2 separate regions of the Mus musculus genome follow, and region 2 is linked to region 1. A link is a loop called in an ENCODE intact Hi-C map of the cell type or tissue named here. Cell type or tissue: heart. All regions are shown on one strand. Links, peaks and the distances in the headings refer to the core of each region. The heading gives the core; the rest is flanking DNA. Region 1 has its middle 21 kb from the start of Tcf12. Region 2 has its middle 61 kb from the start of Gm27188.

What was found. Hi-C counts contacts between places; a loop is a spot of excess contacts. Peaks named below come from ENCODE experiments on the same cell type or tissue, not always from the same donor. Only the 100,000 strongest peaks of a DNase experiment are listed, where the experiment ranks them.
Region 2: it touches region 1 in a loop (5-fold over the local background); 8 of 42 quality-filtered maps call a loop at or near these places.

Annotation. Positions count from the first base shown.
Region 1 is chr9:72,130,495-72,135,867 of GRCm38, forward strand. No RefSeq gene overlaps it. Among named protein-coding and RNA genes, the nearest start is that of Tcf12, 21 kb to the left of the region's middle. In heart, for the core only: no CTCF peak of the experiment used is centred there; a DNase peak (open chromatin) is centred at 2,707; H3K4me3 peaks cover 1,889 bases; H3K27ac peaks cover 2,201 bases.
Region 2 is chr9:72,189,617-72,194,989 of GRCm38, forward strand. No RefSeq gene overlaps it. Among named protein-coding and RNA genes, the nearest start is that of Gm27188, 61 kb to the right of the region's middle. In heart, for the core only: a CTCF peak has its summit at 2,661 (motif pointing left); DNase peaks (open chromatin) are centred at 345 and 2,695.

The sequences.
Region 1 (5,373 bases), core at 224-5,223:
CAAACATCAAATATCCTGCATACCAGATATTTACATTACAATTCATAACACTAGCAAAATTACAGTTACAAAGCAGCAACAAAAAAAATGTATGGTTGGGGGTCACCACAACAGGAGGAATCTATAAAGGGTTGCAGCATTAGGAAAGTTGAGAACCACTTAGGTTAGGCAGTCTCGGGTATTTCACTGTAGGATCAGAAGCCAATAAGATTCCTCTTCCTATCTAAGCAAATTTAAGTTATATTTCCATCATTTATAACATCCAAATGAGTTAAATGCTAGGTTACGTAAGGGTAGATGCATAGACACATACAAAGAAGTAAATGAACAGGAAGGTACTTGGTGGGCACATCTAACCTACTGAGGAGACAGGCTGAAGAGTGGGTCAAAGACAGAAAGAACCCCGACTGGAGGACAAGCTTGAAAGTCAGTCACCAGAGTTTAAATTTAATGCAAGAGAAAATATACCCATAAAGCTATCTGGGCATGAAGAGATGTGCTAAAAGTGAGCAATTATTCTGGCAAGTTACATTGGAACAGAGAGAAAAGGGAGTCGGAGAGACCATAAAAAGACGGTTGAACTGATCCTGGCTGGCAATGTTCAAGGTCTTAGGCAAAAAGCATGAAGTGGAGATACACGAAGGAATTTGATATGAGGTACTTCTGGTGATACACTAAAGGTCCTAACAACAGGCCAGGTAAAATAAGGAAGAAGAAATAGTGCGTTGACAATGACAAACATTTTAGTGTGGGTGGCATAGATCGAGCTGGTATTATTGAGAAAGGAGTTATATAAATTTTACAAAGACAGCAAGATTAGTTTTTGACCTGTTGCAATCACGGAGAAGGTAGGATATGTTAGAATGGTGATGAACTAAAGTTGAGGTAAACAACCACAACAGCTAGGCATGGGGGCACACACCTTAATCCCGGTGCTCAGGAGGCAGGAGCAGGGGGGTCTCTGTGAGTTCAAGGCCAGCCTGATATGCAGAGTTTCAGACCAGCCAAGGCAATCCTAGTGTCTGATGGAGAAGGAGAGAGATTGGAAACTCAGAGCATAAAACTCTCCAAAAGTTTCACATTAAAAGCAGGGGTCGGGGTAGGGAGTACTCGTTGCTTTTGCAGAGGACCTAGGTTCAGCTTCCAGGACCTATATAGTGACTCAATCAACTATCTATAACTCGAGTTTGAGGGGCTTCAACACTCTCTTCTGACCTCTGCATGTACATATATACATTGCCTTCAGGCAAAATACTTTTTTTTTTTTTTTTGGTTTTTCGAGACAGGGTTTCTCTGTGTAGCCCTGGCTGTCCTGGAACTCACTCTGTAGACCAGGCTGGCCTAGAACTCAGAAATCTGCCAGCCTCTGCCTCCCAAGTGCTGGAATTAAAGGTGTGCACCACCACTGCCCGGCTCAGGCAAAACACTTATATACATAAAAATTTTCAAAATCTAAAAGCAACCTGAGGCCCTTAATACCATTGATCTCTATGGCCCTGAGCCTCTACCCTCATTTCCAACTGTAGGTGCTCAGAGCAGCGATCATGTCGGCCTCCTCACTACTTGCTAAGTGTTCACTCGACTTTTCCGGGCTTCAGAGCCTTTGGATTTGTCCTTCCTCAATCCGGGAAGTTACCTGTCTAGGTATGTTTTGCTTGTCTAATTTCTTTCATTCAGACCTGCTGTAAGCACACTTCCTCAGAAATCTCTCTCTAAATCAACTCGTCTAAGCTAACACTGCACATGTCTTCTACCTGTAGCCTCCTTTGCCCTGCAGTATTGTTTGTTTCATAGCACTTAACATCACACGACACTCAACGGTGTGTCTGTCTCATCGCCTGTAACAAAGTCCAAGAGCCCAGAGCGTTTGGGCTTATTCACTGTTATGTCCCTGGTAAGCAGAATAGAGCCTGGTACATGAGAAATTCCTCTATAAAAGCCTAGTGAGTTGTGTGAGATGTAGTAAAGGGAATTAAAAGAAAAAGAAAAAGAAAAAAAAAACCCATATACCACAAAAGAGCTGCAAAGTTAGTCATTTACAAGTTCTGGAACTTTCCTACCATTTCAGGAGGGGAGAAGCAGAAAACAATAAACCCTCTTTAAGGCTCCCACTTGTGATCCATCTTCTCAGGGGAAAGGGAACTTTGGGGGAGTCTGTCACCAAAGGAAAGACTTGAGGTACTTTCCTACTGTGTTCCCTGTGACATTCGTGAAGGAGAGGAATTCTCCACTTGCATACTGGATGAAAGAAAGGCTCTTCTTCCACCTCAGCTGCACATCAGAGCTTGGAGGGAAACCCTGGGGGATGCTGACAGACTTCAGCTTTCCCAAACGTTTCTTTGGGCGGGTGTCATCAGCCAGGTGTGCTCCACAGACTAGGTGGAGCCTGGGAAAGGCGTGAGGACGTCGCACTCGGGGGCCCCTGGGGCAAGCGTGCTTGCCCTTCCCCGCGGCCGCCGGCTTTCCGCCGCAGCCTGCCCCGGCCAGGTCGCCGGGGCGCGGGAGAGCCCAGCGGCGTCTGCACCCTTCCCTCCCCCGCCGCGCCCTCCTCCGCCCACGCGCTGCAGCCTCAGCTGCGGCTTTCCGCCGTTCCCGGCAGCGCTGAGCCCGGAATCCAATTACTTTTCCCTGAGGAGCTTCGTACACCCGCCAGGCCCCAGAGGGAGGAGCGGGGGGTCGAGCGGCCGCCCACTTCCCGCCGCCCGAGGCCGAGGCCGGGCTGCTCGGGCGGGGCGAGCGCGGTCTCGGAGGGGCGCGCGGAGCAGCAGCCGTCGGGACTATTTGTCCTTCCGCGTGCGGCCCAGCTGGGCCCCGGCGCGAGGCTCCAGGCGCTGTGGCCCGGGCGCCAGCGTCCCCAAGGATGAGTGGCAGGAGATTAGCCCCGGGGCTTCCCCGCGCGGGCGCGGCTCGAGGCCCGCGCGCACGCGCACTCCGGGGTCCGAGCACGGAGGTCGCCTTGTGTCCAGTGGCCTTTTCCTGGGCGCAGCGCTCCTGGGCCCCAGGATTCAGCTCTGTAAAGTGAAAGTGAAGTGGAGCAAGATGGCCAAGGGTAGGAGGTTTGCACGTGCTCTCCACCACACTTGTACATCCCGAGACTGTACAGGGACGCTACAGGGGTGAATCTATGAAGAGGAAGGAAAAGAGGACTTCCTTCCTGGTTCTTCAGGGGCTGGGTGGAGAACCCATTGATCCCCTTGAGGGTTCTTGCTCACTTGGTTTAAGCTGTAGACAGAAAGCCTAATAGAGCCTATTCTAGCTACAGCCTAGGGCGGAGGTCCTCAACTTCCTCCTGCATACCCTGTCAGATTATGAGTCCACGACTGACAAACACATTTGAAAAAGAAAATGCCTTATTTTCTCCTTTTGATTCTGTTTCTCTTGAGACTGTGGCTGACCCTTAGGCCCTTGATGTTCTTGAATATGATTGACACACGTGATTAGGCTAGTGAGAGAGAAGCAGAGAAATTGCTATCAAAACAATTATATGCAGAGACATCAGAACAAAAGCCCAAGAGCCCCGAGGACTAAAAGACCATCCTGGCTCTGCCATAGATGCCCTCTGGGATGGTGGCCAAGTCAGATCATCTCTTTGTGTCTTGCTTCTTGGCAAGTTAAATAAAACTATCCTGCTACTCTCCCTGTCTCAAGGAGTGTTATAAAAATAAACTAAAAGAACCAACTGAAAATATAGAAGGTTTAGTTTTTAGGGGGTGTGGGAAAATGATACCGTTGAAAGGCACTAAAGGGAAAATTCTATGAGAGAAAGCCACTTGACCATCTGCCTATCGTCTCATCTTCTCCGTTCAATCTAATGTACACATAGAAACTATAGGTAGAGTTATCTAGTAAGTACTGTGTGGTTTTTATAAGAATTATAATAAAGGAGGGAATAAGGGGAGGGGGATTTCAGAGGGAGACCAGGAAGAGGGATAACATTTGAAATGTAAATAAAGAAAATATCTAATAATAAAATATATATATAATCTAGTCAACGCTAATTGTACTCTCAGACCCTCTCCCATGCCTATGTCCTAGCCATTTCCACATGCTCTGACTACAATATTTCTGCTTCAGTGCTACGGAGCACCATTAGGTACAAAACAGTGCTGTGGGTGGGCTCCCCACTTGAGGCTAAGCTGTGACAGAGGTTTTCAGACATGTTTGCCTATGTAACCTATGATAGGCAAGGCTCCAGAAACCTGTGTACTGGCTAAGTGAAGAACCTTCTGGAACAGACGAGGTCCCAGGGAAGAGAAAGCCAACTACCCTGAGCTTGAGCTGAGGTTAAAGACTCTGGGGGAAGGGAGAGGGGCTTTCTGCCTTTTATGTCTGACTGAATCTAGTAGGGTAGGAAAGAAGATAAAGGATATGAGGGAGAGTGAAGTCTCCCTTTCGGGTGTTTTAAACCTAAGCATTCACATTTGTAAAACAAGTTTTAGCTTCTGCATTAGTAGAAAAGATCAGGCTAGCAACAACATGGCCAGCAACAGAAAAAGTCCTGCCTGGAGGGTGCTTTTTGAAAAGTGAGGATTTTATCATCTTCTGAGACATTCCGTGGTAGCCCGGGAACGGATAGGAATAATTCACAGACATTTTCTGGGTCCTCAAAAAACTTCTTTCTGCAGTCCCCTTCTTCAAATGACTTCAAATCCCTCACTGCAAAGTCTTGGCATCAAATTTGAAGCAAATGTGTTTCTCTTCCTCACCGGAGGAAAGCTCGTTCTACAGACTTCTAACAGAACTGGGACCTATTGGGCAGTATTATTTGACCTACCATCCTCAACTGATTATTTGTAAGAAGAACACCACCTGTAATCTAGTTATTATGTGTCAGGTGTGATGGTGCATGCCTTTAATCCCTGCACTCAGAACACACTGAATTTGCGTTCTACAGAGCAAGTTCTGGGCCAGCCAGGGCCACTCAGAGAAACCCTGTCTCAAAACAAAACAATCTACCCACCATGCTGCTCAGAGAAAGCACATGCAAGGGTGTAATTCAAAGAGCATCAAACTTTGCCAGGAAATAAAAAAAAAAACAAAGTGGCCAAGGCAAAGTGACTGTGGCTTAGGTGGCCATAGAAGTCTTCCTCTTTTCTTTCTCATGCCTCAGAATATTTTTTTGTGTCTTCTCAATGGACTCTAAATGGCCCTGCCCTCTCCCAGATTCCTCCTTTACTGTCTCAGTGGACAGGTAACTCAAAGCTGTTTCAAGATCTGGCCCTGGGTCTATCTTCTTGACTTTGCTTTAGCTCGCCCTGCCCCCAATGCGTTTTCTAACCTACCCTCTTCCACTTGCTCCCCCATTTACTAGACTCACTGAAGCCCCTGTCACAGTTCTCCAAGAGCCAACCTGAGAGACCCAAGAATAGGTCC
Region 2 (5,373 bases), core at 120-5,119, 59 kb after region 1:
AGTCTATCTTTCCACCTCAGCCCTTTCACTTTTGTCTGGGTACCTAGGTTTCCTGCTGGTTGACAGGTAGATTTTCTATCCTGATAACTTAATTTGAAGCTCTGATGTTCTGATCTCTTCTAGAAACCTCTTCCCCCAGGTGGAGGCAGACTAGACCCTTCCCACACACATACTCCTGGACCTCACAGTCTCTCATGCTCAGAGTCCAGGGAGGAAATCTGATGCTATTCCCAGTGCTGAAGGTCCTGGCCATGCTGTTCCAGTTTTCTGCAATGATGTGACGACTCAGCCTTCCCAGCTGGGCACACCCCTGGCTGGGGTGAAAACATATGCAGCTGGGAGGCCTGGGCACGCTCAGACCTTCCAGGAGTTGGCTTTCCAATACATCCTAGGGCCTTGCTTCCTGCCACTTCTATTTGGCTGGACAGCTTGCTCTAGCCACGGACATTCCCTGAGCGGCTGTCTGAATTAACATCTGAGCTTGGCCAGCGCTAGTGCAGCTGTGGGCTCTGGCATTGCTGTTCGTGAGTAAATTCCTTTGTAAGCCCTACAGAGCTGCCTTGATTTCTCCTTTGGGTGTGATTATCTGAGAGCAAGGCCAGCTCCATAGGTATGAAACTGCAGCCGCCCTAGGCCCCACAGGCAGAGGCTCCTCTTCTTGGATGCTGCTCTGTTGAAATCTCAAACACCTCAGAGATAAAATCGTGGTTTAACCCAGGCCTAGGAACACAACTAGCCTCCTGTAAGGAGGGACGGAGAGCAACATTGGCCCTTGAGAAAGTAGGTGAAGCTTACTAAGCTGGCCTCTTGGGAGTCCAGAGCAAAGAGCATCGTGAGTAATTGTTTCAGGATATATATTCAGATGGAGAACCATGTCCTGTAGAATTTATTCTTCCAGGAAGTTTCTCACACATCTAGATAGAGGGTTTTTTTAGAACTTCCAGAGAGCATAGCTATCCTTTAAAGGGGCTGTCATGTTAATGATCTACCTTTTTCCTGACTATAGGACTACTTAAAGTTTGAGCTGTAGCTTATGTGACTTCAGAACGTGGATTTTTATATTTTAATTGAATTCGTTTATCTTATTTTTGCTTTTGAAGGTTTTATTTTAATTGTGTTTGTGTCTGGGCTGGGGGAGGTATATGCATGTGAGTGTCATTGCTCATAGGTGTCAAAAGAGGGCGTCTGATTCTCCTGGAGCTAAGTTACAGGCAGTTGTGAGCCATCTGACGTGGGTGCTGGGAACTGTCCTCTGCAAGAGCAGCAAGCAGTCTTAACTCCAGCCCCCAGTGTGTTTTAGATGTACATATCACCTTGGAGCTAGACTTTACCTTGATGGACAGAGTAGCTCTGCACAGTCAGGTTCTGACCCTCTCCTTTGCTTACATTTTGCTTTGGTTTCACAGTAAGACTTAGATAGTGTCTGGAAGGATTTCTTAAGTTCAAAGTTATTAATGACTAATATGGAGGGTACAATTCTTGGTGTCTTTTCTTAAGTATAGAAAAGGCCCTTTCTGCCCATGAAAGCTAGAGCCTATGAGGAGATGGGTGGACAGATGAACTGCCCCACCCGATTCCAAGAGGAAGGAAAAAGGAAGGCAAAGCAGACACAAGAAGGCCAGAGGCCGGATTCTTGGCAATGAGTGGAGGTGAGGAGGCGGCAGTGGGAGGCAAGCTGACAGATAAGCATGAGCCATCGTCACCACGGAGCTCACATGACTGGGGATTGCACAGGTAGTCCAGCGAGTCCCGCGTTCTGACAGACCCAGTGGTTTTGAGAGCACAGAGGTACATCAGGGGGCTCCAGATATTATCAGCCAGAACATTCAGATGACCAGGACCATGAATTTCAGAGGTAATTTCCTCATATGTCTAGACAGGGAAAATAACACTGCAGTGACCACCAATTCAGAAAGTAGAAAACCTTGCCCCTGGATCATTGACCAGTGAGGTTCTAGGTAATGCTACCTCACAGCCATGTCCCTTCCCAATGTATTCCAGGCCCCGTACACACAGAAGCTAGCTTGGAAGAGAACGAAGGGATGGAGAGAAAATATAAACTAACAGAATTCACTTAAAGAGGTCATGTGAGTCACTCCATTGAACTAAGTTTAACTGAATTGAATAAACTTCAGGCTTCCTTTCCCAGCTCCCCATAGATGAGCAGTGGTGTTCGGGAAACGTAAAGACTTCTCTGGGTGTCTGACTGAACCCAGGAATGTAGTGACCCCACTACCAGCATGTCAGGCTTCTTGCCAAGCCTAGTATGTCCAGGTTTTGTCTGCATTGGGCTGACTCAGCTGAGGAAGATACCTACTCAACTGAGTCTAGGTACCAGCTACACCAGCATTGTGACAGAACTGGCCACTTGATCCCATAGATGGCTTCTCTTTGTGGATACTCAAAACCCAGCAAGAAAGGACATTTTTAAGCACACCTGGAAGGGACTTTTCTTTTGTCTGGATGAGGAAAAGGTTTTGAGATCAATAGGCAAGGAGTTATTTGGCAGGCTAAGGTCTCATTCCCTCATGCTTAATGAATCATATCCGGAATCAAGTAGGCAAGACACACTTGGACAAAATCCTAATATAGATATGAATCTAGGTCTAGCATCCTATCGGACTCTTGCTTGTACAATCCTCTGTGGGCTACACCACCACCTGCAGGCCAGCCCTAAAAAGTACATGTCCAAGAAAATGGCGGTGTTCCTGGACTAAGTTGCCCAGCCAAAATAGCTGCATTGTGCTTTGTTTATGCTTTGTTCAGTCCTGGGGTCAGGATCCTCATGGCTCATTTCCATATGGCTCAACTCCTAGAGTTTAGTAGACAATTCTTCACACATTTCTTCTCTTTGGCTGGCTCAGTAGAATGGAGGTTTTCTTGGTTCTCAGGTGCAAATGCAGCCTTCTAACCAGCCTTGTGTAATTCCTGCAGTCTTCCGTAATCTATGCGACACAGTCACTGTTTCCAGCCACTGAGATGAGAGCATTTTGTGCCAGACAGACCTGATGATTTTGCCCATGGGTTTCCTTCTCTAGGAAACTGCCTTTTGGAAATATTTAATTCCCTACCCCCTTGAGAGTAAGATCATTTGTCAGGAGGCTGGTGTGGTTAATTAGATGCAGGAATTCAAACCAATCACCTTCCCCCTTCCCCCTTCCCGAAGCACTTTGGATTTAACATTTCCTACGCAATCAGATGCAGCAGAATCCTGAGCGGAGGCTCAGGCACCACTTTTGGCAACCATCTGCTTGGAATTTCTTTTCTTTTTTTTTTTTTTAAAAGATTTATTTATTTATTATATGTAAGTACACTGTAGCTGTCTTCAGACACTCCAGAAGAGGGAGTCAGATCTTGTTACAGATGGTTGTGAGCCACCATGTGGTTGCTGGGATTTGAACTCTGGACCTTAGGAAGAGCAGTCGGGTGCTCTTACCCACTGAGCCATCTCACCAGCCCCTGCTTGGAATTTCAAGGAAGCTATTCCATCCTGTCCTGGTCTCCACCAAGAGGGCTTTGGGCCAGGCAGGATCTCCCATACCTGGGCTTGTATGCCATATAGGTGTAAGCACACAAGCTGAGCTACAGGATAAATAAAGCCAGTCATTGCTGTGGAGGAAACTGGGACAGATAAGTTTAGGGGAGAAAAATCAAACTCTATTTTGAAAATGTTTGATTTGAAATGCTTATTAGTTATCTGATGAAAACATTAAGTAGAAAGATTTGCTAAGTCTACAGCTTGGGGCGAAATGTCAGGACTGGAGAACATAGATCTGGGAGTTATTGACAAAGAGATAGAAGTTAAAGCCATGGGATAAGACCTCCTACAAAGCGAGCATGTATATCTAAAGAACAGGAGTTTACATGCCTCAAAAATTGGGATAAAAGAAAGGAGGCAGCAGACTTCTATGAAACCAATGAGGCATGGCAAAGCTGAACCCAGGAGAGACCACCAAGAGGCCTGTAAGAGCGGGAGCCACCAGAGCAGCTGCAGGGGGTAGATGGAGAAGAGCCCAGATCCTAGGGAGAACATATTTAAGGTGAAATAAAATGGGTGGATAACAAGACAGGTCAGTATAGACAGTAGATGATGGGTGGATAAAAGAGACAGAGATGCTGGATAAGCAATAGGAAGACAGCTGATTAAATGCATGACTTGGAAGGGAACTGTAGAGACGCTGGAGAGAATGAGACTGGGAAAGGCTTTCCATAGTGAGAGGGGATCCAGGACATAAGTGGCAAAGTCCAAGAGGCCTGGGTGGAAAGGGAATTTTAGTAAATGTGATGACGGGAAACATTCCAGTTGTCTTCTGGTCGCTTCTGCTTCAGTTATAAAAGGAGTGATGGCTTTGTTTTTGCCAGTTTCTGTGAGCCTTGGACTGAAACCTTTTCCTAGTTAGAACATCCTTCACTTTATCCTGAAGCTGAGCTAGAAGTCGTCAAGGCTTCTGGATCCCCAGCCGTACTACATCCAGTTCTGGTCCTTCTCTTAGGAAGGTCAACTGGATGGGGAGATGTGGCATGTCCCAACCCTGGCTGAGAGCCCACCCAAGCTGCATACACTGCAGAATACAGCCAGTGGAAGAACCGGCAGGTTAGCGTGTCCACCCACAGGCTGGGGCTGCTGGCACCCATTTTTAAAAAGCCACAAAACCATCTTAGTGCTGTTTAGTTTCTGCCTTGGTGATAATGTCTTACTTGCTTCTCAGTTGGGCTTCCAGTTTGCCCTCACATTTGATCCCCTCTCCCTGCCTCCTTCCCTCCCTCCCTCCCTCCCTCCCTCCTTCCCTCCCTCCCTCCCTCCCTCCCTCCCTCCCTCCCTCCCTCCCTCCCTCTGTATCTCTCTTTTCCCTTCCTGTTCCATCTTTGCACTCCCAACCCCATCTCTTTCTCCTCACAGATCTGACAAGGCTTTGGCACTAACAAGCAATACTCTAGCTCCCCCAAGGATGCTACCCCTTGACCTTTTCAGCTCCAGCCACAGACTGGTTCCAGGCTTCCACTACCATGTCCCTTTCTAGGAAGGCAGGTCCTCATGCAAATGTGAAAACAAAGTAAAAAGATAACTAATGGGGGGGCTGGCGAGATGGCTCAGTGGTTAAGAGCAGTGACTGCTCTTCCAAAGGTCCCAAGTTCAAATCCCAGCAACCACATGGTGGCTCACAACCATCCGTAACGAAATCTGATGCCCTCTTCTGGAGTGTCTGAGGACAGCTACAGTGTACTTACATATAATAAATAAATAAATCTTTTTTTTTTAAAGATAACTAATGTATCCATAAGACCTTATTGATGAATTAAAACCACCGTGATGGCTTTTGGAGCAGACCTCTGACATGGAACCCTCTTCATCTCCTTCAACTCCAGTGGGGA